Regions from separate parts of the Mus musculus genome. Here region 2 is linked to region 1. The links are chromatin loops, found by intact Hi-C in ENCODE. Cell type or tissue: heart. All regions are shown on one strand. Each heading gives the region's core, and the rest is flanking DNA. Links, peaks and the distances in the headings are about the cores only.

The links. Hi-C counts contacts between places; a loop is a spot of excess contacts. Peaks named below come from ENCODE experiments on the same cell type or tissue, not always from the same donor. Only the 100,000 strongest peaks of a DNase experiment are listed, where the experiment ranks them.
Region 2: it touches region 1 in a loop (3-fold over the local background); 1 of 42 quality-filtered maps calls a loop at or near these places.

The regions. Positions count from the first base shown.
Region 1 is chr14:26,965,633-26,975,822 of GRCm38, forward strand. Appl1 (adaptor protein, phosphotyrosine interaction, PH domain and leucine zipper containing 1) reads right to left here and starts at 4,919. Exons shown (of 22, transcript NM_145221.2): 1 at 4,769-4,919. The coding sequence starts at 4,822. Gm41114 (a long non-coding RNA gene) reads right to left here and starts at 3,176. Exons shown (of 2, transcript XR_874477.1): 1 at 2,729-3,176; 2 at 602-1,906. In heart, for the core only: CTCF peaks have their summits at 4,725 and 7,651 (motif pointing left); DNase peaks (open chromatin) are centred at 4,369 and 4,989; H3K4me3 peaks cover 2,289 bases; H3K27ac peaks cover 1,550 bases.
Region 2 is chr14:26,530,165-26,540,354 of GRCm38, forward strand. Slmap (sarcolemma associated protein) reads right to left here and starts at 4,460. Exons shown (of 23, transcript NM_001310445.1): 1 at 3,164-4,460. The coding sequence starts at 3,361. In heart, for the core only: a CTCF peak has its summit at 4,747; DNase peaks (open chromatin) are centred at 3,327, 3,847 and 4,817; H3K4me3 peaks cover 3,406 bases; H3K27ac peaks cover 2,324 bases; H3K27me3 peaks cover 488 bases.

The DNA of each region.
Region 1 (10,190 bases), core at 952-8,951:
AAGGTGGAGGAGGAAGGAAGATGGAGCAGAAGCACATGGCCTGGAGAAACCACAAGTTATATGGGTTCTCATAGCTAGGGAATAGAGTTGTGTAGTGGTAGATCTGCCCAGTCTAGGCACGCAGTTTATATTCATATTAATTGAGTTGTGTTTTCTTTGCCTGGGCTTATTTAGGTTGGAGATTTACTGCAACAAATGTATGCTGCAATTCCTCCAATTAAACCTAAAAATAGGAGCAATGCATGAAGGCCATATTTAAAAAAAAAAAAAAAAGCAGAGAACAATTAAAGCTCAAAATCCAAAAGATGACACTATCTCCCCCAACCCCAACCCCCAACCCCAATACACACATATAGTTTGTTCATTTTAAGATTTAAGATAGGGTCCCTGGGCGGTGGTGGCACACACCTTTGATTCCAGCACTTGGGAGGCAGAGTTCAAGGCCAGCCTGGTCTACAGAGTGAGTTCCAGGACAGCCAGGGCTATACAGAGAAACCCTGTCTCAAAAAAAAAACAAACAAAACAAAACAAAACAAAAAACAAAAACAAACCCCAGACAAGGCATGTCCTAGTAGAAGCTTAATTTTTTTTCTCCTTCAGATATTTTGCCAAACTGATGTATTTGGAGTATATAACTTTAAATACCCTTATGTTAGATTAGTTAGGTTTGGACTGTGCAAACATTGTGGGGGGAGGGGAGAAACTTAAAAAAAAAAAGGTGACTCCTGAGACTCCTAGCAGCTGGGGATATGGAGACTGTAGCCAGGTGAGACTTGCAGTAGAGGCAGGGGATAACAACTCACCCACAAAATCTCTGACCCAAAATATACAAAAAAAAATATCCAGGAATATATATGGAGCCCAGAATGAGGGAATAGCCAACCAACGACTGACCTAATTTGATACCCATCCCTTGAGGGTGATACAACCCGACACTATTAATGATACTCTGCTATGTTTGCAGACAGGAGCTTAGCATAACTGTCTCTTGACCAACACTGGGCAGAGTTCAGGGAGTGTTGTAGAAGAGTGGGGATTAGGATCAAGGGAGCCAAAGAGGTCAAGGACTCCACAAAATAACACAGAAGATCTACAGAGTCAACTAACCTGGCCCTATAGGGGCTCACAGAGACTGAAGCACCAACCAAAGAGCATTCAGGGACTAGACCTAGGTCCCCTACACCTGTAGCAGATGTGCAGCTTGGTCTTCATGTGGGTCCCCTAACAACTGAAAGGAGGGCTGTCTCTTACTCTGTTGCCTGCCTTTGGAGCCCCTTCCCCTAGCTGGACTGCTTTGTCAGGCCTCAGAAAGAGAGGATGTGCTTAGTCCTGCTGAGACTTGATGTGCCAGGGCAGGTTAGTACCCATGGGAACTTCCCCTTCTCTGAGAAGAAGAGGAGGGGGTATTGGGAGGAGGGGGTCTGTGAAGGAGAGACTAGAAGGAGAAGGGGGGACTGCAACCAGGACGTTAAGTGAATAAATAAATTAATGAACAACAACAACAAAAGAACCAGAGAGCCAGGCAGTGGTAGTGCATGCCTTTAATCCCAGCATTCATTCGAGGTAGGGAGATCTCCAAGTTCTAAGCCACACTGGTCTACAGAAAGAGTTCCAGGATAGCCAGGGACACACAGAGAAACCCTGTCTCCAACAAACAAGCCAGTGATATAGCTGAATTCAAGCCCCAACAATAACAAAGGAATCTTAAAAAGGTAAGTACAATTCAGGACCTTCCATGTCTTCCAAGCTCTAACTTCTTTCCTCTCCAAGTAGTAAGCCACTGTGTTGGGACTGGAGAAGCTACAGTCCTAGCAATCCCGTCTACTTAACTGTTAGGCCAGGGTTCTACCACTGACCTACAGCCTCAGTCCAATGGATTACCTTTGATTAGTTAGGACTGAAAGATCTAATTGAAAACAAAACAAAAAACAAAAACAGCACATTAGGAGCTTCAGAGTTTTTCATATTCTTGGTTATTCTTATTCAATTATTTTCTTGATAAACTGAGATAAAAATATATACACAGAAGCCTTAATTGCAGCCCTATTTATTGGGGAACACTCTACGAGTACAACAATGGGAGCTGGAGATGCTGGATAAGGAGAAGTTGCAACTATTCTGGAGGCTGAGGCAGGGGGATCTCTCAAACTATCGTGAGCAACACAAGATTTTCCTCTCAAAACAAAACAAAGATCTTTTTTAAAGACATGAAAGGAAGAGGACTAGCTGGAAAGAGGAAGAGAGAAAAAGGAAGAGAGGCAAATATACTAAGTATGAAAATATCATAATAAAATTCATTGTTATTAATATGTGCTAGTAAAACCATTTTTAAAAGATAAGTCTGTTAAATCACTTAAGGAAATATGCAGTCTAGGAATTTTAAATTAAGAACACTGAAGACACTTAAGCACTAAGCATCCATGTAAAAAGCTGGGTATAGTAGCAGGTGCATGCAATCACAATGCCGGGAAGGCAAACAGATCCTTGGGGCTTACAGCCCAGCCAGCCTAGCCGACAAGATCCCATGAGAGACCCAGGTCTCAAAGGGAGATACTATCTCAAACAAAAAACAAAAAAACACAAAACAACCAAAAAACTAAGCTAGGCTGAGGCTGAGGAGGAACTACACCTGAGGTCACCCTCTAGCCTCTACATGTAGAGTGCTTGCACATACATAATCACATACTAATAGGGCTGGGAAGGTGGCTCAGTAGATTAAAGCCCTTACCCTACAAGCTTGAGGACCAGAGTCCAGGTTCCCTAGAACCCTCGTAAAGACTGGCAAGTGTGGAGGTCACAAGTACTCTCAGTACTTTTAAGAAAGACAGGATACCTGGAGCAAGCTTCTTCAAACCCAGGGCTCTGAGTAAGACCGTGTGACAGTAAATAGATGAAAAGCAATCAAGGAAGATTATTCAATTTTGAGTCTCCATGCACATGAGCACATATACACAGAGATGCAAACACATACATACATGCGCAACACATATACACACAAAAAATAAATAAATAAAAACAAAATTGAGGATTTATCTTAGTAGTACAGCTTTGCCTAGCAACTGCAAGGTCCTGGATCCAGCCCCCAGTACCAAAGAAATCAGTTTAAATTTAAAAATGGGCTGGAGAGATAAATCAGTAATTAAGACATTGACTGCTCTTCTAGAGAATCCAGGTTCAATTTCCAACACATCATGGCTCACAACCATCAGTAACTCCAGTTCCAGGGGATTCAACACCCTCTTCTAATCTCTGTTAAACACAAATGGAACACCCTTACACCTAAAAACAAATTTTAAATTAAAAGACAACAACAATAACAACCGAAAATACTTATGGTTCAAGCTTTGCAGTAAGTACTCAGCAGACAGAGGCAGGAGGAAGCTCATGTTTGAGGCTAGTCTGAGCTACAGAATGAGTCTGACTCAAGTTGTAAACTACTTATACTGAAAATGCAGGACTATCTCTACATGGAAAATCATAGATAGGGCACTGTGTGACCCATTCTCTTTATAGTCTTTATTGGGCTATAAAAAGTCAGCTGGGTAAAAGAAGTTCAGACAGTATACTGAGTCTTAACTTAAAAAAAAGAAAAATGATAAAATTCTTCTGACTAACACAACCACAAAATTGTAGCAAATCATCTGAAATAAATATATCTTAAGGCTTTACACTGAAAAAATCATTACGCACAATTTAAACTACGAGATAAACAAATATGTGGCTTTCTCTTTCTCACATTATCTGATAAGAGTACATTACCTCCTAGCAACTGGCCTATAAAGATTGCCTTCAGAGAAAAGAATAAATCAATTCTACAATCAGAGCACAATTCTAACTTTGAAATAAAAATTGGCACAAAATCCATGACAAAAGTGCCATCCAGGAAAACAAGCGCTAGCTCTTCTCTTTTCCTCTTTTTGGTTGGAGGGCCACTTATTAAACTACAAATGCCTATGAAGTATGTACTTCTCAGCAAGCAATATTTTTAAAAATCTACCTGCAACACTGTTTTATATCCCTTACTATACATAAAGGCTGGCGTAAAGATGAAGTTTACACAAGTTAGAGGCTCCAACACCTTTTAAAACACAATTGATGTCATTAAGTACTGAAAAAGAAATCCAACGAATCGTTTTATTTTTCCCAAACTGTCTTCAGCCAGAGCAACCACACCAGCATCATCCCTAACGCACAAAAACAGGGCTTTCATTTTGATGAGTTTATTCGGGCCAATCTGCTACCCAAAGCTCAGCCTCCTCGAAGCAGCGTAGGCGCCTTCCGTCACCCGCAGTGCACAGCTCAAGTGACAGCCACCAGCCTGAGACTCGGGCACCGACACAGCACGGGGAGCAAGGCACGCACTCCTGCTTCCACCGGCGTTGCACACTCCGCCTCGCAGACCCTTCCTAAGAAAACTAGCCACTGCCGTCCCCCCGAATGCCGGGCCTCCTCCGAAAACGCCACGAACAGGACTTATCTCACATCCTATCATCGCGATAAAAACAGCACCTCCCGTGAAATGCAAAGGCGACTCGGCGCGGACTCAAACGCCAGGCCCCACGGGAGACAGTGACGGCCGCTCGGTCTCCGGGCCGCCCGTGGCCCAGCCGCGCGAGTACGCGCGGGCCTCCAGCCCGGCCCGGGAGTGTAGGGCGCGGCCCCGGCAGACAGCGACCCCGGGCGGCGGCGCCCACCTGGGCCACGGGCACCTGAGGCTCCAGGCCCGCGCTAGGCCGCGCGCTCTCCTCAGCCGCCGCTCGCGCCTCACCTGCGGACTGTCCTCCAGGGTCTCTTCAATGGGCAGCTTGTCGATCCCCGGCATCGTGGCGAAGGCTGGGCGGCGGCAGGACACTCGGCAGCCGCCCACAGCTCCGCGCGTGGCCCCGCCTGCTGCAGCTGACCCGGCCCGCCCTCTCGCAGGCGCCGCCGCCCCAGCCCAGAGCTCAGCGGCCGCCGCGCGGGAAATCCCGCCCCCCCTAGGCCCACTAGCCCCGCCTCCAGCTCACCCATTGGCTCGCCGCGACGTCTGTCACCGCTACGGGGCTGACCGGGAATTCCTCCCCGACCGCGGGTTCTCTACCAGAGCAGTGGCCGTGCGGGCCGAGCAGTGTGGGGATGTCGACCTCCGTCGTCGGGCGCGCGTAGTTGAATACGTAGGGGGCTGTCTGAGTCACGCTAGCGCACAGCTAACCTGAGCCCGGAGTGAAGACCGCCGGAGGGGACCTGAGGCAGTTTTACTTCTGCACCATATTTCGTCAGCAACCAAAGAAAAAAAATCCCTACACCTAGCGTCATAACCTTCCCAACCCTGCTCCAAGTTTTCAATCTTATCTCCTGCAAAGAGCGTTAACTCACAAATCTGTGGAATCCGAAATTGTGTCATTAACGGGGTTTACAGTTAATTTGGAGTAGTAGACCCTAAACTTTTTTTTTTCTCCTGGACACCTGCCTATCGGCATCAGTTTAAAACCCTTGATTTTGTTGACAAATCATTAGTTCTTACCTCGTCTTCAAGTTTGTCATTGCTGAAAATACGACCACTATATTTCTTGTATATCACAAAGGAAAACTTTTTTTTAATAAAAAAATTTAAAGATACATTTATCGGAGGACTTCCTTCCGTCATTAAAGGGCTTCTCTCGCAAACCGATTGTCAGGTTTGGCAGGACTCAAAGAACTTCTCTGGTCTCCTTGACTGTAGAGTGAAGCTCACACAGTTGGAGATTTGACATGTAAGGACTAGGCTAACACTGTTTTGTTGTGTTGTGTTTTATGGATTCAGCCTTGATGCACCCTTTTCTCCAGCTTCACACGTTATTTCTCTGAAGTGTTGTACAGTGAGTTTACCGATATGCAAAAAAATTGGCAAAATCATTAATATCTCCCAAAAAAATCTACCCATTAGTCCACTAGTCCATTCCACTGTCATTCAAAGAGTACGATAAGCTGGGAGAAGAGTATTAGCTTCCTGCTTCTCCAGCTGCTTCGACCCAAATCCAGACACTGGAGCAAATCCAAATATGGTAATGAAGAGGAAGCTGTGAGTTTACCAGATTTTCCCCATGGTCTCTTGAAAGATAAAAACTTTGTTTCAGAAGTTTTTTTTTTTTTTTTAAGATTTATTTACTTATTATATGTAAGTACACTGTAGCAGCCTTCAGACACTCCAGAAGAGGGAGTCAGATCTTGATTCGGATGGTTTTGAGCCACCATGTGGTTGCTGGGATTTGAACTCCAGACCTTTGGAAGAGCTCTTACCCACTGAGCCATCTCACCAGCCCCATTTCAGACGTTTTATGGTAGACTTGAATTATAGTTCCACGGAATTACCTTCAGTGGTATAGCCATTTTATGCGAATCCATTCCTTAAATTCTCTATCAAATAGTCACCCTCCTGAAGAGATCTTTAGTTTTGAAGAAAGATGGTTTGGAGCCAATTCTTCTGTTGTATGAAAGGTTCCCACTTGTATTATGGGTATTTTCTTTCTTTCTTTCTTTCTTTCTTCCTTCCTTCCTTCCTTCCTTCCTTCCTTCCTTTCTTCTTCTTCTTTGTTGTTGTTGTTGTTTGGTTTTTTTGGTTTTTTTCAAGACAGGGTTTCTCTGCATAGCCCTGGCTGTCCTAGAACAAACTCTGTAGACCAGGCTGGCCTTGAAATCAGAAATCTGCCTGCCTCTGCCTCCCAAGTGCTGGGATTAAAGGCATGCACCACCACTCCCTGGCAGGTATTTTATTCTTGATATTTCTTTCTTACTCAGCTACTACGAGCACAATGCACCTGGCTGTAAAGAGGCAAAACTTTCAAGTAAGGTGTGTTGACACATGTCCATATTCCCAGCATTCAGGAGGCAGAGGTTCAAGGATCCTTGCAAGCTGAAAGCCACCTAGTCTAGAAGACCAGCCAGGACTACACAGTGAGACAGACCAGGGTTACTCAGGGAGACAGACCAGGACTGCACAAAGAGACAGACCAGAACTACTCAGGGAGACAGACCAGGGTTACTCAGTGAGACAGACCAGGACTACACAGTGAGAGAGAGAGACCAGGACTACACAGTGAGAGTCTGTGCCAGAGAGAGATGGGGAGAGGGGGATAGAGAAGGAAGAAGAGAAAGCTTTCAAGATAGTGACCTTCTTGATTAACCTGTAATTTGTAAAAGGAAAGAAAAAGAGGATAAGGATAATTAACAATAATTAGGAATGATAATTAGCAAAGAATGAGAAACACACTGGTGGTGGTGTAACAAGAGGAATTAACCAGCAGCTTGGTCAACCCAAAAGGGAGGAAGAGGGAGAGGGAGAGGGAGAGGGAGAGGGAGAGGGAGAGGGAGAGGGAGAGGGAGAGGGAGAAGGAGAGACTCTATTTATCATCAAATTAAATAATTCTCTTTGTTGTCTTTCTGAACTGTTCTGTAGAGTGCTCTCAAGATGCTCTTATCTTAAAGGGGCAAGAAATCCTCGCCAAGCCTAGCTGGTTATAAAATAAAAGCAGACTGTTGATGAGTTACATTAGGAATTAGTGTAGAGCTGGAGAAATAGCTCAGAAGTTAAGAGCACTGGCTGCTCTTCCAGAGGTCCTGAGTCCAATTCCCAGCAACCACATGGTGGCTCACACCCATCTATACTGCTATCTGATGCCCTCTTCTGGCACACAGGTATACGTACAGCACTCATACATAAAATAATTTAAAAAAAAAAAAAAAAGTAGTTTAGTCAGATCATAAAAATAGAAAAGCAAAGTGCCCATAACTTTGGCTGACTGAATACCCTGGTCATCCAAATGTATATTTTCACTTATTATTTTAAAACAGCTCTAAAGCTGAAGAATTCATATTTTCTTTTGATAAAAAGTTAGTGGGGTTTTGCTTTGTTTAGTTTTGGGGGGAGGAAGGAGTTTGTTTGTTTTTTTTTTTAAGACAGTCTCTTATAGCCCAAGCTGGCTTTAAATATGTAACAAAGGATGAACTTGAACTCCTGATGTCCTACCTTCATCTCCTGAATACTGAGACATTGCGATCTGCCAGCATGCCTGACTTTAGGTGGTGCTGGAGAGGAAGGTCAGGACTTCATGCACACTAGGAAACTTGAGGCCGTTGGTTATTTTTATGGAAAGCAAATCAGGATTAAGCAGCACCCATCAAAGAATTCTTAGAGATATTTTACACATATACTTTATTGAGATGTTTCACACATGCAATTTTACAACAAAAAGACATACAATCTCATTAATAGACTTGTTAATTACTAGCCTGAAATTATATTTGGTCTTCTTATAATTAGGTTTTTACATGACATTCCTTGAAGTGCTGGTCTGTAGTTTATAAGAGGGAAGAATTTAACAACTCAAAAGACTCTGGGACTTTAAAATACTATCCCTCTATGGGCTGAAGAGATGTCTCAGGAGTTAGGATCACTGGCTGCTCTTCCAGAGGACCTGGGTTCAATTCCCAGCACCCACATGATGGCTCACAACAGTCTGTAACTCTCTTTCCAGAGGATCTAACAACCTCTTCTTGCCTCCATGAATGCTGCAAACACATGACACACAGATGTGCACTCAGGCACACATATGTGCGCTCAGGCACACACATTCACATAAAATAAAATAATAAAAAACAGCTATTTAATCTGGGCGGTGGTGGCGCATGCCTTTAATCCCAGCACTTGGGAGGCAAAGGGAGGTGGATTTCTGAGTTCGAGGCCAGCCTGGTCTACAGAGTGAGTTCCAGGACAGCCAGGGCTATACAGAGAAACCCTGTCTCGAAAAACCAAAAATAAATAAATAAATAAAAAATAAAAATAAAACAGTTATTTAAACCAGGTATGGTAGCCCACACCTTTAATCCCAACACTCAGGAGACAGAGGCAGGTAGATGACTGTGTTCAAGGACAGTCTGGCCTACAAGGCAAATTCCAGGACAGAAAAGCCCTGTCTCAAAAAACAAATAATAACAACAACAAAATATGTCCCTCTAGGCTGATGGTTTCCAAATGTAAGCACAGCACATATAAAAACCATGTGAAAGATTGTTAGTATACAATCTCCTAACCCTGATAGGAACTCCTGCTGCAGTGCAGAGTGGACCTGAGAACCTAAGTCAGAAAACCTCTGTCAAGGACAAGACGGAGAATGATCTGCTCTTCCCCAAATAACCTTGTACTTTAGAAGTTATCCAGTTAGCACTAGGGTTATAACTCCGTGGCAGAGTGTGTCTCTAGCATGTGCAAAGCAAAGCCGTGGGTTCAGTCCCCAGCACAACATTTAAAAAACAGTAATACAAACAGATCAGTAATTCCCAGTGGCCAGAATGGTGAAAGGAGCCTAATTCTGGAGTCTTCTTGAAAGCCAGGAAACTGTCTATATACAAATAGCCTCTCAAAGACTCCACCCATCTGAAATTTGGAGGGATTAATGAGCCTTTTAGAAATAATATATAAGCTAGGGATAGTGGCGCACACCTGTAATTCCAGTGCTCAAAACAAAACAAAACAAAAAAACCAGACATGCGCACACACACACACTCACAAAATACTTTTGAGTGTCACGTAGTGGTGGTTAGCTGTACAAAAGGCTGAAGTTGTAGTTCAGTGGGTAGAATGCTTGTTTAGCATGCATGAAGTCCTGAGCTTCATTTCTAGCACCACATAAAATAAGGCACTGTGCTCCCCGACCCACTCGCCCTTTCTGCCCAGAGGCCACCAACCTAAGGGGAGAAATGAAGCAGAGATGGAGACCAGGGTTTTTCCGGATGATCGTGAATATGTACAGAATGACTCCAGAGATGAGTCTACTTTATTATTTCAGGGATAGGGTAGGCAAGGGCTTTTTTAGGGGTACGATAGAAAGGACTAATTGGTCACATCATGCCATGCCATCAAGCAAGCAGGAAGAGCTAATTGGTTATACTACAGCACCTAATAATGATGCAGGCCAGAAGCCAGAGTGGAATGTGTGTGGTAAGTAATGTAGCTTTGAAGAGAGATCTGTACAAGGTCACTTTTCAGACAAGGCCAGCCAAGGCCAGCCACCTCTATTCAGGGACACTCTCCAGACAAAAACAGGCAGGGACAGGGAAGCTCCGCTGTGAAACAAAGTCCCCCATCTTGTGCCAAGTTCAGAAAGCCATCCAGACATGGGGAACTGCTACCTTAATAGCAAGGTTCCCCGGCAAGGCATGGTGGCAGTCTTTAA
Region 2 (10,190 bases), core at 1,399-9,398, 440 kb before region 1:
CAAAACAGGTCTCCAACAAAGTCAAACAAAGGACACATTACTCCAGTTGTTCCCTCCAAGGCAAAATGCCTATTGGAACAAAGTTACCAACTTCACTACCTTCTATTTTTAACATTTCTTCTATAGCTGTCATTGTATTTAACAATTTCTGGACTTGGGATGTAGCTCAGTTGGTAGAGTGCTTTCTTAGCCTGTACAAAGTCCTGGGTTCAGTCCTCAACACTAATAAAACTGGATGTAGAGGCCTGAGTCCCCACTCTCTGGGCCTGTACTGAGTGTGAAGTGAGCTCAGCATACAGGAGCTCCTGTCTAAAAAGGAAAAAAAAAGTACTGCTTTCCCAAGACGCCACAGCACACAGCAGTTCAAAGGGCGCTGATGTTGGCTCATGCTTCCCCACGAACACCCTTGTACGAAATCCTGAGCTTTAACACGTGCCAAGCACCGGGTACTATGTGATTTGCATAAATAGTCTGAATCCCAAGACAGCAAAGGGGGCAGTGAGCATGGCTCAGTGGCAGAACTAGTGTTTAGTGCAGACGAGCCCAAAATTTCTTTTTATCCCAAAAATAAAAACTTTAAGAAGGCAATACTATCCACAGATAAGAAAACTCCGGCTGGGCAGAGGTGGCACAGGCCTTTAATCTCAGCACTTGGGAGGCAGAGGCAGGTGGATTTCTGAGTTCAAGGTCAGCCTAGGCTACAGTACAAAGTGAGTTCCAGGACAGCCAGGGCTACACAGAGAAACCCTGTCTTGAAAAAAAGAAAAGAAAGAAAAGAAAAGAAAACTCAGGCTTAGTAGTGTTTTAAAACAATCTTTCCTGAGATGATACCTATGAGTGGATTCTTGCATTTTTATGCATCATAAATTTCAAGGAATATATATTAGGTCTGGTGGGGGGCGGCTGTCATGAGCCTGACACAGGAGAGCTCTTAAAACTTCACACACAAAGCAATAAATAGTATTTGGACAAACTGATTTGGTTTTCTTTGTTATCTCCCAGGATCTGGCCCAGAATACATGCTCAATAAAAAAACCTGTCTGTCTAAGCCAATACTTTAAAATTAATTCCTAAAATAATTTGATCACAAAGGGAAAACCTAACAGATTGAAACTGTTTAAACTAAATTAGGTGGTATAATAATAATTACACAAAATATACCGTCAAGCCCTTAGTGCTATTTTAGCCAATGACACAAAAGGAAAAAAAGTAAAAGAGGGAGAAATAAACTAAGTCTACCGTGAGAACTCTGCAGATCCTCTCTTCATCCTGAGTTTCTGAGACAGAGCTTCGTTATATACCTGAGCTGGTGATCTTAAGCTCATTAAGCAAACTGGGCTAGCCTCGAACATGATGCCTTCTTCCTGCCTTCTGAGAGACAGGCTTACAGGGGAGAGCCACTGCACCAGGCACGAGTTTTCAACTAAGAACTGCAGTGGGCAAAGCACGTGCTGTAAGCAAATCTGTCATCTGATTCGGCTGGACCTGTTTCCCAAGCACACAAAAATGTAAAAATGTAAAAGTTGACTGTATTTAGTCACTAGCAGCCAACTAATACTGGAATTCAATAACGAACTCCAGAGTCATTTACAAAGAATCACAGGTCATCCACGAATCATCCAAATGTTAGCTTTCAGGGAAGAGAAAAGTGTCTCTCTTATGGGTTAAAGAGCCTCTGGTGTAACTCAGAAAAAGTTAACACACTTTTCAGTTTTCATCCTACACACAGAATAGGTTATAACCACTATGCAAGCACACAGCACTTGGGGATCTTTCCTTCCTTTTTTTTTTTTTTAGATAGCATTTACTTAGTAATTCCTTAATTCAGTAGCTGCCCTAGCATTACTTTCTTCCTCTAAAGGCTCAAGTTTCTTTCATTTCAAAACACCACTCTTGAAGACAAATTCTTCTCTTAAAAAAAAAAAAAAAAAAAAAGACTTACTCATGTCACTCAGAAAGAGGGGGCGAAAAGTCAAGAGACAAAACTGGAGACAGTCCTATTAGTCTTATGTAACTTAGTTTGAGTTGGAATTATTTCAGTAGTTCAACGAAAGCCTTAGGTTTAGGCCCAAAGAAGAGTTCTTTAAAATATTCTCCATTCGTGCAAATTCTTGAAAAACTAAAAAGATCCTTTTTATTTTAAAATAAGTAACTAGCAAAGTACAGTGCCAAGATAAACAAGGTAAATTGGATTAAAAATTAAAAGCAAGGCCCAGCATGGTGAGCTTTAATTCCAGCACTTGGGAGGCAGAGGCAGGGAAATCTCTGAGTTTGAGGCCAGCCTGATCTACAGAGTGAGTTCCAGGCCAGTTGGTCCCTGTCTTTAAAATATATGTGTGTGTGTGTGTGTGTGTGTGTGTGTGTGTGTGTGTATTAGACAATATTGGATATAATCTAAAAATAAGCTAACTTATTAATACTAATTTTTGCATATCATCATATAATTACACATTATCTACCAAAGAAATTGAGAAGTGACTTTCAAGAGCAATAGATTTCTGTTGATCCAACTTGCAAACAGAACTCCAAAGATGTAGTTACTTACTCTAGCTTAATTAAATTGCCTTTAATATTTACAAATTATTTCATCGGGGCAAGTAAGTATCAATCGTTACAAACAGTAACTTTGCACTCCAGTTATCCTACCAGACAAGGTCCTGAGTTGAATTCAACTACAAGCCATGTGTTAACTACATTTCACCATAGACACTTGAGCCTCGATGTAACAGAGGCCACAAATTCCGGCATTGCTCTGGGAACCACTGCTTGCTTAATCAAGCACCGACCTGCAGATTCACCCTTCTAAAAGGACTGAAAGTCAGAGGTCAAGTTTCACTATCTACCTTTCCTAAACGAATTAGGGTTTGGGATTTCACTGGGAATGACCAAGTTTATCAAGAAGCCATCGCCCTGCCGAGACATTTAGTAACAATACCTTCTCTGTTTTTCATTCAACCACTTCGATTCCATTTCCACTAGAATTCAGACACACACAAAAAGCTGATTCCGAGGCCTCGCAGAAAAGTGTCCTCTGGGAAGAAACCCTGAGATCGTTGCATACATTACACCTCTCAGAGAAGGTGAAGGGAAAGGAAAGGAAAGGAAAGGAAAGGAAAGGAAAGGAAAGGAAAGGAAAGACTGTCAAACACTATAGCGACATTACCTTGCTCGTCTTGTGATCAAACCAGACGAGGGCATGGTTCCTTGACAGCACTTTGCAATCAAAGGTGGCATTATTCTGCGCTGGTCGACAGCGTGCCACCGAGCGGCCGATCTTGATGGGCTCGTCCAGGTAGACATGACGCTCCTGAAACGGGTGCGAGTTCGGGCGGCAAGTGAAGATGGCCAAGGCTGACGGCATCGAGGACAGGCTGGGGGGTGTCTGGACCAGGGACAATGAGGAGCTCCTCCAGGTTCGGAATGCTCTTCTCAAGCCTACACCCCCTAACCCCCCAAAATTTTTAAATTAAAACAAACTGCGCATTGTCTAAGCATAACCAGTGAACATCAACAACTCTTCAATTGGGCAGGAGGACAAGCCAGCGCAAGCCCCATCACCTCCTTTAAAATACAGAGGCACCTTGACCAAAAAAAGTCCCCAACTAGCAGCTTTCAGTCCATCTTCCCTAGGAAGAAAAGGCTCAAACATTGGGCAGCTTCGGCCAAGAAAACTCCTGGAAGACAGTTTGGGGACAGGAGGTATCCGAGCAGATGAGTCACACACCAGTTCTTGTGTTTTGTTTGAGATCCCGGCCGCTTGTCCCCTTCGGTAGCGGAAACGGTGCAGCACTGCAGCATGAAGAGGGTTGACTCGCGCAGCCAGGAAGGTCCTTCGGGGCTCAAGGAAGAGGCGCGGAGGACCTCCGGGCAGCCACCGCGGGGCCTCGGGGCTGAGAAGAGGTGCGGGGACGGACGAGGAGGACTAGAGGGCCAGCGGGCCGGGCTGCATTGCCCTGCTGCGCCGAGGCCGCCCGGGAGTGGCAGGGGTCCCCGGCCCAGCGTGAGCCGAGGCTGCGATCCCGGGCTGGAGGCGTGGGAGGGCTGCCGGGGCACGGGCGGCGTCTGGGTCGCGAGTCCCGGGCACCTGACGGGTGTCCCCGCGACCAGGGCGGGGACCCGGCTCTGCAGGCCGGTGCGGACAGAGCGAGGAGCTACCCCGGGGAGGCTCGGGCGACCGGGCGGGCGAGCGGGCCGACGGGCGGGCCGGCGGGAAGTTGGTTTCTCGGAGCTCTCGGGCTCTGCTGCTCAGCACATGGGCCACCTCCCCTCAGGAGCGTCCTCGCGAGGGTCGCATCGCAGGGACTGGCGGCTCCCGCAGGACGACGGGGTGGGGGAGGGAGGCTGGCCCGGAGGTGGAGGGAGAGGCCTGGAGGCCGGGGCTGGGTCCGCCGCAGCCTCCTCCACTCGCAGCCAGTGCGGCAAGCTCAGGCGGTGGCGGACGAGGCAGGAAACTTTCCGACCTAGGCGGGGAGACACCAAAACAAACGGCAGTCAGGGACCGGCGCCCGCTCGCCTCAGCCCTCGCCCCCTTCAGCCAGCCCCCGCCAGTCCCCGGCCGCTGCCTCCGACCTCGGGCGACCTCTCCTTGCTCAGGCTACGGGATTCCGGAGCCAGGACGGAACGTCGGCTCCTTCCTCCCTTGCCGCCACCGCCGCCACCACCTCCGCCGCCGCCTCAGCTTACCTTGCCAGCGTTGGCCGCCATAGTGACTCTGACTGAAACCTACCGGGTGCACCGCCACGGGAACGCGCACCCTTTTCAAGGGCCCTCCTCCGCCGGCTCCCGTGCCGTAGATAGGGGGTATCATGTGATTGACGCCGTGGAAGCCATGTTTGTCACTGGCAGGGAAGAAGGCAAGCTTATTTTTAACATGACCCCTGGCGCCATCTTTGTTAAGGGCCAGAAGCTTCAAAGCTCCAGACAACCTTAAGGGCCATTTTGGTTAAGGGCAAGAGAAACTTTGAGGGGTTGAATGTTTCAAAAGCACACACAGCGGCAACATATGAATAAGAAAGTACCTACAAGTACCTACGTGTACTAAGTGTGTTTACTACAGTTCTCACTGAAAATACTAACACGTGCGGAGAATAATTCCATGCAAAGGACATACTCATTAGCAGTCATCGTAGCTGTGGGCAACTGAGTCACTCACCACTGCTCTACAGATGACCAAATTCCACAAGTCCCTAGACTTAATGACACCTGAAGGACTTTCCTCCCTCTGCTAATTCACCGGGCTTTATGAATTCCATCCCAAATTCCTGTCCTTTTCACTGATGCGACTATGTTTCTCAGAACTCCTTCGTGGGTTCTAACGTGGAGAACAGAAAGTTGTGGGGGGTTTTTTGGAGTGGGGGAGGATTTTGTTGGGGTAATGGTAGGGTTAGTGACAGGGTTTCTCTGGCTGTCCAGGAGCCCTTTAAGTAGATCAAGCTGGCCTACAACTCAGAAATCTACCTGCCACTGCCTCCAGCGTGTTGGGATTAAAGGTGTGCGCCACCACACCCTACTTGAGACCAGAAAGTTTTAAAACACGTTTCCAAAGAGGGGTCAAGGTCGAAAGTTACTAATAGGAAAATACAGAGAATAACCCAACCAACAATCCTGAAGTCTGTGTTAAGCCTGGGAATTGCGAGGAGAAAGACCAGTATGTATGGAGTCATTGTTCCAAAGAAGAAAAAACCGTGGCTCGAGCTGAAAGAAAACCTTAGGAAAGACTGTAGAGAATCTTAATCTCTTCAAATCAGTGTTGACTTCATTCTTGAGATTCCTGTGACCACAGACTTCCCTGAGAAACGTTGGACATGGCTTTAAACTTCTTTAGGATACTTTTTCTCTTCTATAACATAATGACAAGACACAACCCCCTTGCAGAGAGGCTTTGTGGTGTCAAACCACATTAACAGTATTCATTTCATTGCTTCTGTAATGCTATGCTGTGTCTAAGTGACACAGATGAGCACAGCCTTAGTCTCTGCCCTCTGGTTATAGAACCAGTGTAGTGGGTTTGAAACTGAAGGAACAAAATAAGGCAAAGACTCTGATATATTCAGAGCTCTTCTAAAGGGAGGGAGGCAGGGACATCCTCCAAGGAGAAGTCACAAAAACTGAATGAAGAAAGGTTGAAGGACTATAATAAATACAGTATTTGTTGAATGGTTTTTCTAAATTGCCAGGAAGAGGGACATTAAGTAGTGAAATGAAGCTTTTAAAGGAATACACTCATGTGCCTGGCACAAAGGCTAAGTAAATATTCAATGCCTGAATGAAAATACCATGCTTGTTATTAGAGGATAAAGTAGGGGCAGCACAAAGTGAATTTGGACACAATAAGTAATGTATTATAAAGTCACACTAGGGGGGCTGGTGAGATAGCTCAGCAGTTAAGAGCACCAACTACTCTCCCGAAGGTCCTGAATTCAAATTCCAGCAACCCTCCATAACAAAATCTGACACCCTCTTCTGGAGTGTCTGCAGACAGCTACAGTGTACTTACAGATAATAAATAAATAGATCTTTAAAAAATAAAAAATGAAGTCACGCTAGAGTATGTGTGCATGCGTGGGCTCATGCTTGAAGCTTAAATTCATGGTAATATGAATGTCCAAGACCTGACCTTTCACACGTTTTTACAGTTCTTCATCATTTCAACAAATACATTGAATAACTACAGTATCCCAGGCATTTTGACCTAGAGAATAAAGATATACTGAAGAGTTTTATTATTAGAAGATGAAAATGTTTTGCTTCTGATAACTTTTAGCCTTAAAACAATAAAACAGACCAGGTGTGGTAGAGCATGCCTGTCTCTAATGAGGTGTGTGCACGAATTTTAAAGTTATTTATGCATTTTTTTGTTCATTCAACAAACATTTAATTGACTACCCACTAGGAGAGAGAAACTGTAAAATGACCTGGAATTTCAAAAGTGAAGAAGAGAGTGGAAAAAATGAATCCCTAAAGTTTCTTACAGTTTAGATGGAGACACAATAAGATCCTTGCAGTATTTGGAATAACTCAAAAGTATTGAGAGTACAGAAGAACAATGTAAACTGGAGCAGCATGGTGACCTGGCATTTGCATGGCCTTAGGTGCACCCTAGTAGCACAAATAGAAAATTAAAACCACCGGGCAGTGGTGGCACACGCCTCTCTCTAATCCCAGCATTTGGGAGGCAGAGGCAGGCAGATTTCTGAGTTCAAGGCCAGCCTGGTCTACAGAGTGAGTTCCAGGACAGCCAGGGCTATACAGAGAAACCCTATCTCAAAAAAAACTAAAAGAGGAGAGAGAGAGAGAGAGAGAGAGAGAGAGAGAGAGAGATAAAACCAAAATGTTGTAATAAGTCAGTTAATCTGGTACTAATGAGATTGTAGGGATAATCTCTTGTGCACTTTGTGCACTATGTAAAAGCATCACCTGTCAATGAAGAGCTGAATGGCCTATATAGCAGGAGAGAAAAGAATAGGAAGGCAGGATACCTGGCAAAGAGAGAGGAACTCTGGGAAAGACTCAGGCTCAGGAAGATGTGCCACCAATATGTAGGAGGAAGTCAGACATATGAAACTGAGGAGAGGTAACCAACTATGTGGCAGAACTTAGATCAGAATACACATGTAAATATAAGTTAAGAGGTATTTGGGAAGCAAGCCTAAGCTAATGCCATAAGCATTGAAAATAAAAACAAGCCCTGTGTCATGATTCAGGAATTGGGGCAGACATAGAAAAGCCAAAACAATATCCTGAGCAAAGGGCTAGATGAAGTGGAAACTTAAAGATTCTTTGGAAAGGCAATTAAATGGTGTTTTGCTGGAGCAAACACATTGAAGAAACATTTAGCTGAAGTGGACACAGGTGAAAGGCTAAGGCAGACTCAGGAAGGAATGTTTCACTGAAGCAGACATGGGAGAGTGGATGTTCTGCTAAAGCAAGCACGTGATGAACGATTCTTTGCTAACAACACACATGTATTGGTCCGCCTTCCATTGTATAGTTGAGCTCCATTTGTCTCAACTCCATAGAGGGAAACACACCAAAAAAACCTTCTGGTGGTGTGTTGCAGTTTGTTGCTGCTACCGGGGACTCAGGTTAACTGGATGCAGGTGCTGAGGCAAGGCACATGGAGGACAAGTGATGTTTGGAGGGTATAAATAGGACTCCACAGAGTGACAGAGACAGAGCTTGGCTTTCTGGTACAGCTAACTATGCAATGCTTCTGGGTCTCGTGTCTTCACTGATCTTTGTTTCCCTGAGAGAGGCACAGCCGAGAACTCCTGGTGATCCTGTTGGTCCCTCCTTCTGACTCAAGCCAAGGCTGAGGCCAGCTGTCTCTGCTAGGTCATACCACCACTGTTGCTAACCCAACTGTAGCTAACTGGACTGCCGGTGTATCCCTGAGATGTTTGCAAGTGGATTGAGCTGCCACTGCTAACCTGTAAAATGAACTGCCGATTTCCAGACAACACAGACAGGAGTTGCTCCAAAGAACCTTTCTAAATAGATTCACTTCCCCTATGTCTTTTCTTTTCCACTACCTCCGGTGGGTGGTGGGCTACAAGGGAAGTTAAAGAGTTTAAGAACCATCATTAAAAATAGAATTAGAAAAAAATTCAAGTTACAGCTAGAGATTTGAGAAGACAAGACTTTGAGGAATTAGAAGGGGGTCTGTGTTTCTGGAGAATAAGGGGCGAGAATGAACAGGAAAAAGCCAGAAGTCAGAGAACTTGTACCCAGCACATTAGATTTCAGAACATTTTCGTTTTCCTTCTAGAAGGTCAAAGTAAAATAATTTTTTAAAAAGTTACAGAATCAAACATTTTAGCCATTTACCAACACAATCGTAAATTATTCAGCTTCTAAGTCTGTTTTCTCATTTGGAAAAAATGTATATAATATTTCCCAGAATCTTTTATAAGATAATTCAAGAAAAAGTACCAACCATAATGCCTGGAAAACAGTAGGTTCTCTGAAAATGTTGTTTTATTACTGTTACTAATGGAATTTTCCCAGTCTTCCACTACAGCCAAGAGCAGGATGTTTTATCTCTAGTTTGTATATAGAGATCTTAGTCATAAATGTAAGCGCAAAAAGAAATGTCTCTTTATGTTCAGTAATACTATACTATCTCCCAGAATTAATGTTAAACAAATAGAAGAGCTTTCTAGCAAGAAAAGCTTAGAATTGCTATAACCTGCCAGAGTAAAGAATCTTACCCTACTACACACAGCCCTGAAAATGCCAAATGCATTGAAGGCGCTCCTCACCCACGGTTATTTGGCAGGAACAGAAAAGGCTTAAATTAAGAACTCTCATACATGAGATATTTTGAATTGTAGGCCATGTGGGTGTTCCTTTCCATGACTTGGTATCCATACAAATTTTTAATTGAGTTAAAAACACACCATGTTTTAAGAAACTGGAATGGCAGCCGGGAGTGGTTGTGCATGCCTTTAATCCCAGCACTTGAGAGGCAGAGGCAGGCGGATTTCTGAGTTTGAGGCCAGCCAGGGCTACACAGAGAAACCCTGTATCAAAAAAAAAAAAACAAAAAGAAAGAAAGAAAGAAAGAAAGAAAGAAAGAAAGAAAGAAAGAAAGAAGAGGAGAAGAAAGGATTCTGCCATAAGAGAAGCATAGAATGGACTACACTGTGAAGAAAAAGGAGGGTAAGATGGCCAAAATCTAGGTGCACAGATAAAGCAGCCCCAGGGGAGGGCTGCTCAGAAGGAAATGGCAGCAAAGATGAAATACAGACTTAGAAAGTGTTAACTCGAATACCGAGGGGAGCATGTGCTAGTTTTGGAGGTTGGAAGTGCCCAGCCACTGAGCAAGTTAAGCATATTAAAATATAAGGATTGTGAGTATGTCTTCTCATTCTTAAATCCAGAGCTCTTGGGCAGGCGCAGAGCTGTGTGCGCACCTGCCAGGAGCACAGAGCAGCTAACAATTTACCTCTACACAGTGCCATCCAAACGGGAATTGTTCTCATGTCAGATAGATCAGGAACAACTGTAAATTCAGTTAATATATAGTCTTCCAAAACTGATAATGACCTAATTGAATTTCAAATAATTATTTTGAATATAATAAATTATGGAATGCTTTATATAACTGCTTAAGCAGATTGCTGGTTTGAAATACTGTCCACGCAGACATTTCCAAACCTCCAATACTGCAATGGGATGATGTCATCTAC